2 separate regions of the Homo sapiens genome follow, and region 1 is linked to region 2. A link is a loop called in an ENCODE intact Hi-C map of the cell type or tissue named here. Cell type or tissue: endothelial cell of umbilical vein. All regions are shown on one strand. Links, peaks and the distances in the headings refer to the core of each region. The heading gives the core; the rest is flanking DNA.

The links. Peaks named below come from ENCODE experiments on the same cell type or tissue, not always from the same donor. Only the 100,000 strongest peaks of a DNase experiment are listed, where the experiment ranks them.
Region 1: it touches region 2 in a loop (11-fold over the local background); 3 of 110 quality-filtered maps call a loop at or near these places.

What each region holds. Positions count from the first base shown.
Region 1 is chr17:3,028,825-3,031,737 of GRCh38, reverse strand. RAP1GAP2 (RAP1 GTPase activating protein 2) reads right to left here. Exons shown (of 25, transcript NM_015085.5): 23 at 740-816. Among named protein-coding and RNA genes, the nearest start is that of OR1D5, 33 kb to the left of the region's middle. In endothelial cell of umbilical vein, for the core only: no CTCF peak of the experiment used is centred there; a DNase peak (open chromatin) is centred at 1,397; H3K27ac peaks cover 2,295 bases.
Region 2 is chr17:2,958,719-2,961,631 of GRCh38, reverse strand. The region is part of intron 4 of RAP1GAP2 (RAP1 GTPase activating protein 2); the gene reads right to left. Among named protein-coding and RNA genes, the nearest start is that of RAP1GAP2-AS1, 5.7 kb to the left of the region's middle. RefSeq lists an enhancer at 978-1,519. In endothelial cell of umbilical vein, for the core only: no CTCF peak of the experiment used is centred there; a DNase peak (open chromatin) is centred at 1,271; H3K27ac peaks cover 948 bases.

The DNA of each region.
Region 1 (2,913 bases), core at 89-2,588, 70 kb before region 2:
ACCCAGGAACCAGCCCTTCCCACCTCACATCTGGACCTGGAGTTCTCGATAGTCTGGCGAGCTCAGAAAGGGACTGGGGGACCCAGGAACCAGCCTTTCTCACCTCACATCTGGACCTGGAGCTCTTGATAGTCTGGTGAGCTCAGGAAGGGATTCGGGACCCAGGAACCAGCCCTTCCCACCTCACATCTGGACCTGGAGTTCTCCATAGTCTGGCGAGCTCAGAAAGGGACTGGGGGACCCAGGAACCAGCACCTTCCACCTCACATCTGGACCTGGAGCTCTCGATAGTCTGGAGAGCTCAGGAAGGGACTGGGGGACCCAGGAACCAGCACCTTCCACCTCACATCTGGACCTGGAGCTCTCGATAGTCTGGTGAGCTCAGGAAGGGACTGGGGGACCCAGGAACCAGCCCTTCCCACCTCACAACTGGGCCTGGAGCTCTCGATAGTCTGGAGAGCTCAGGAAGGGACTGGGGGACCCAGGAACCAGCACCTCCCACCTCACATCTGGGCCTGGCCGTGTCCAGAGGTGTAGCTCCACCTTGGGAGTTGTGGCAAAGGTGGCTGGAACCCGGAGACACGGCCTGCACCTGCTGGAGCCAGACGTCCCCAGAGCTTCCCCTGCCTCCTTCGGGGAGCCCCCTCTGGGATGTCTGAACCCTCTTCCTCTGGCCTCAGGAAGGAAGGCTGGGCCTCTGCAGAAAGTGGAGTGTGGGGTGTGGGAGGCGCATCCTTACCGCACCAGAGCTGGCATGGCTGAGCTTGTCAAAGCGGAATTTCAGGTTCGATCTCGGGGAGTTTCTGCTTTTGGCATCTAAGAAAAAGAACGGCCATGAAAGGAGGGTGGAGCTGTGGAGGCCACTGGGGCTGTGTGTGGGGACTGGCTAGGGAGGCCAGGGGAAGGGGGCCTCCTGCCCTCCACCAGGACCAGGCACCCTAGCTGACCTGTGCCGACCCACGAGAGCCAACTCCTAGATTATAGAATTGTGGTGAGCTGGTTGTTCAACTCAGGCCATTTTTTAAAGTTGAATTATATATAAGCTTACAGTTCAATAAATTATATTCAACAGAGGTAATAAATACTTGAAATTCGTCACTTCCTACTTATTTTTCTCTGTTTTACGATTATCTGTGCTCTTACGTCTATTGTATCCATGTGGTAGAAACACCCTAAAGATGGTGGCTACAGTATATCTTCTTCCCAAGTCCACGTTCGAGGACATCACGTCAGTAGCTTGAGATCAGCCACGACAAGTGTATTTACACCACAGAAACTGGTACATGCTACAAATCATGACTTGATTGATTGTTTTGTTGTCTAGACTTAAGGAACTAATAGAAAAAAAGGAATTTACATGAAACTTCAAAACATGCTGTGTCTGCAGCGATTACATTGTGAATAGCACAAAAGAAAACTGAGGAAATATCCTTCCGGGGTTTGAAAACTTTTCTCGGATACAGCAAGGAAATGACTCATGTCACTGACGAATGAAGTTCTCTTAATACAAAATACTCATGGCCGGGCGCCATGAGAGTGAGTGTGTGTGTGTGTGTGTGTATAATATATATTATACATATGTATATACATATAACATATAATATATATGTATATATAATATATACATATATGTATATTATGTGTATCTATAACATATGTATATTATATGTATATACTATATATGTATATATAATATATACATATAAAATACTTATTAACAAACATGGTAATATCAGTCCACATTCATGTCAGAATTACACACATTCATCTCCTGCAGCCTTAAGTTGGCTACAGATAAAAAGGTGAAGCAAACACCACTAAAAGCATTCTGTGAGAATCAGTTGGACATATGGGACTTATGGTAAAGAATATTATCTAGTATTTGTACACTGGGTTTGACATCCATCGTATAATAAAATTCCGTTAAGTGTGTGTGAGTGGTGGCAGAGCCCGGTGTCAACATTTCCCGCTGTGCCCCGCTGGCAGGAGGGCCACTTGACTTTCTGGCTGTCCTCTGGCCGAGGGTATGGAAAGCTTAGTGCAGCCTTCCTGGAAGCTGCTGGCTGGTTCGTGGTGCTTCGAATCGAGGAGTTCCACCCAGGGCTACAACACCTCTGTGTAACCTATCAGTCCTCTTCTGTGCCCCAGGAAGCCCAGGTAGGAAATGACCATGATCAGATATCTGACATTATGGAGACTGTACGTCAGGACGTCAGGCCACCTCTCCCCACTCCACCCTGCCTCTCCCCAGACTCAGCCAAACAGCATGAAACCGGTTCCCAGATCCCCCCAAGCCCACCCTGATCCAGTGGGTACCAAGCACATCTTTCGTGGGCTGGGGGTGAAAAGCAGCCCATCGGGGTTAAATACTGTGTGGAGAAAAGGTGTGTAAGAGGCAGCCTCACCGTGTGGTGTGGGAAGCACCGGCCATAAGTCACCAGACCCGCTCCAGGTCCCTTCCGCCCTCGGTGACCTTCAGCAACCTGCAGAGACTCTCTAATTCCTTTACTCAAAACCTTCCTTACTTTGACGTTTATTTAACACCAAGTGGGGGCCAGGCTTGCTTACAGATTCTTTCATTCATTCCTTCAATATTTAAGTCTTATTTAGAAAACAAAACAAAACAAAACAAAAACACCAGGTCAGGCGCGGTGGCTCACGCCTGTAATCCCAGCACTTTGGGAGGCCGAGGTGGGTGGATCACGAGGTCAGGAGTTCGAGACCAGCCTGGCCAACATGGTGAAACTGTGTCTCTACTAAAAATAAAAAAATTAGCCGGGCATGTGGCACATGCCTGTAATCCCAGCTACTTGGAAGGCTGAGGCAGGTGAATCACTTGAACCTGGGAGGCGGAGGTTGCAGTGAGCCGAGATTGCGCCATTGCACTCCAGCCTGGGTGGCAGAGTGAGACTC
Region 2 (2,913 bases), core at 168-2,667:
TCAGATATGATGCCTGGGACTGGACTAAGGGAGTTTATCTACAGGTATCTGAAGAATTCACTTCTGGGGAGCAGTGCCCTGTCCAACAGTTTTGTTTGTTTGTTTGTTTTTGTTTTTGAGACGGAGTCTCTCTCTATTGCCCAGGCTGGAGTGCAGTGGTATGATCTCGGCTTACTGCAACCTCCACCTCCCAGGTTCAAGCAATTCTCCTGCCTCGGCCTCCCGAGTAGCTGAGATTACAGGCATGTACCACCACGCCCAGCTAATGTTTGTATTTTTAGTAGAGACGAGGTTTCACCATGTTGGCCAGGCTGGTCTCGAACTCCTGACCTCAGGTGATCCACCCGCCTTGGCTTCCCAAAGTGCTGGGATTATAGGCGTGAGCCACTGCACCCAGCCTCTTCTTTTTTTTTTGAGATGGAGTTTCATTCTTGTTGCCCAGGCTGGAGTGCAGTGGTGGGATCTCGGTTCACTGCAACCTCCACCTCCCGCGTTCAAGTGATTCTCCTGCCTCAGCCTCCCAAGTAACTGGGATTACAGGCATGTGCCACCATGCCCAGCTAGTTTTTTGCATTTTTAGTAGAGATGGGGTTTCACCATGTTGCCCAGGCTGGTCTTGAACTCCCAACCTCAGGTGATCCACCCGCCTCAGCCTCCCAAAGTGCTGGGATTACAGGCGTGAGCCACTGCGCCTGGCCCTGGTCCAGCAGTTCTATCACTGAGTTCTGACTTAACCGTGTTGTGCAGGAGGGGAACACGTGGTGTTTCCAAGACTATCTGAGAAAATCGGGTGACAGTATGAGACGGTACACAAACTAGAAGAAACAGGTCCCCTCTGAAGCAGAAGGAGTCCAGAAGCAGCGTCTGCCTGGTCACAACACTAATGCACAGGGATTTTGACCTTCCCAAGCTAGCTCTCTCTGTGGCCTCCTTTGAAACTCACAGCACTTTCCACCAGCGAGGACACTGGGGCCCCAGAAGGAGGCTGCTTGCCTAAGGTCACACAGCCAGTGAGTGGCAGGGCCTAGATTTGAAGCCGGGTCACCGGCTCACCAAGCGCGTGACGTACCCCACACTCTGTGGACAGCAGGGCTCCTGTTAACTGGGTGGATTGACATGCAGCCTCTGCGGACTTCCCTGGGCTGAGTCGCCTTGCAGCATTGTTCAGGAGGGCGTGGGAGGGCCGTTCCCACTGAACAGGCGCTCCCCTCACACACACACAAAGCCACCTGGGTGGCCCTACAGACCCTGTCCCAGCTGGCAAACTGGGCAGATGGCGGGTGGGGGCAGTGAGGGCAGGAGTCTGTTTTGTTTGGCCTGCATTAGTCATCCCTGTCTGGGAACAGCCCCGAGGGCAGGAGAGCAAACTTCCTCCCATCCCCTCCCCACGCCACTCCCTCCCCTAATAACCTACCGCAGAGCCACTGCCCAGCACGGGGCCCTCTCTCCTCCATGTGCTATTTTGCTAGAGGTATTGTCTTTTTTTGTTGTTTTTTTTTTTTTTTTTTGAGATGGAGTCTTGCTCTGCCATCCAGGCTGAATGCAGTGGCGCAATCTCGGCTCACTGCAGCCTCCACCTCCCGGGTTCAAGAGATTCCCCTGCCTCAGCCTCCCAAGTAGCTGGGATTACAGGCGTGTGCCACCACACCCAGCTAATTTTTCTATTTTTAGTAGAGACAGGGTTTCACCAGGTTGGCCAGGCTGGTCTCGAACTCCTGACCTCAGGCGATCCACCTGCCTCGACCTCCCAAGTGCTGGGATGACAGGTGTGAGACACCGCAACTGGCCACAATGGGTATTATCTTTATTTCCCCTTCTCCCCTCAGTGAAGAAATTAAGGCTCAGAAGGGGAAACCGACTTGACTGAAGATACTCAGCTAGAAAGCGTCAGGGTTAGAACCTGAACCCAGGACTGAAGGAATCCAAAGCTTCTGCCTTCTCCCAGTTCCCAGACTCTTGGGCTAGGTATCGGGAATCCCGGATTCCAGTTTCAGCTCTTCACAACTAGCTAAGTGACCCGGGCGCTTCACTGCTCTGAGCTTCAGTTTCCACACGTGCAAGATGAAGAGAGATGGAGCCCAGGCTCAAGGCCCACGCGGGCACTCCATGGCCAGCAGTGCCCCATACGTGAGCTTCTTACTAAGAGTGAACCCTCTGAGGCTGGGCCCAGGGGGCACATGGTAGGGACTTAAACACCCAGAAATTTGGCTTCAACAGTCTCAACTGAAAGGGAACAGGCACGCTACCCAGGGGGATCAGCCATTGCACAGACAGAGGGAGAATAAAACAAGACCCCTACCCTAGAAAGCACCCGATCTACATGAACAGACAAGCCCTGCAGCCTCTACACAACACAACACTCTGAGGCTGGTTAACTGGGGCTGAATGCTGTGCTCAGAGAGACCCTGTGTGGGGCAAAGTTGTGGGAAGGGGACTCCAGCTGGGGGAGAAGGAAGAGAGGATCTGAGGAGCAACCGGAGAGAAGGCTGGGTGGGCTGCAAACCCCCTGCCAGCTTCCCAGAGTGCCAGGATCCCACTGACTAGAGGCGAAAATCCCAGCTTTGCTCCAAGCAATGGAGCACTTGATTATATACCATCTCCCACCCCTCACTGTGAGGCACATGCCAGCCTGGTTTCCGCAAGCTGATGATAAGTTCCCTAAATGCGTAGAAGATGAGTCTGTCATCTACACGCTGCTGGGCGCAGAGGACAATTTTAATAACTGGCTCTCGGTGACACGGCAGTAACAATACTTTCCCTTCAAACAGCGTCTCCCCTCCCTCCCCACCCTCAGGGACACCTGGCTGCTTGGCCCACATCTCAGGACTGCCGTGGGTGCTGTATTTGCCCCTCCTCCTAGGACTTCCAGACCATTATTGCAGAATCTTCCTCCCTTGAGCCTGGAGCACCTAC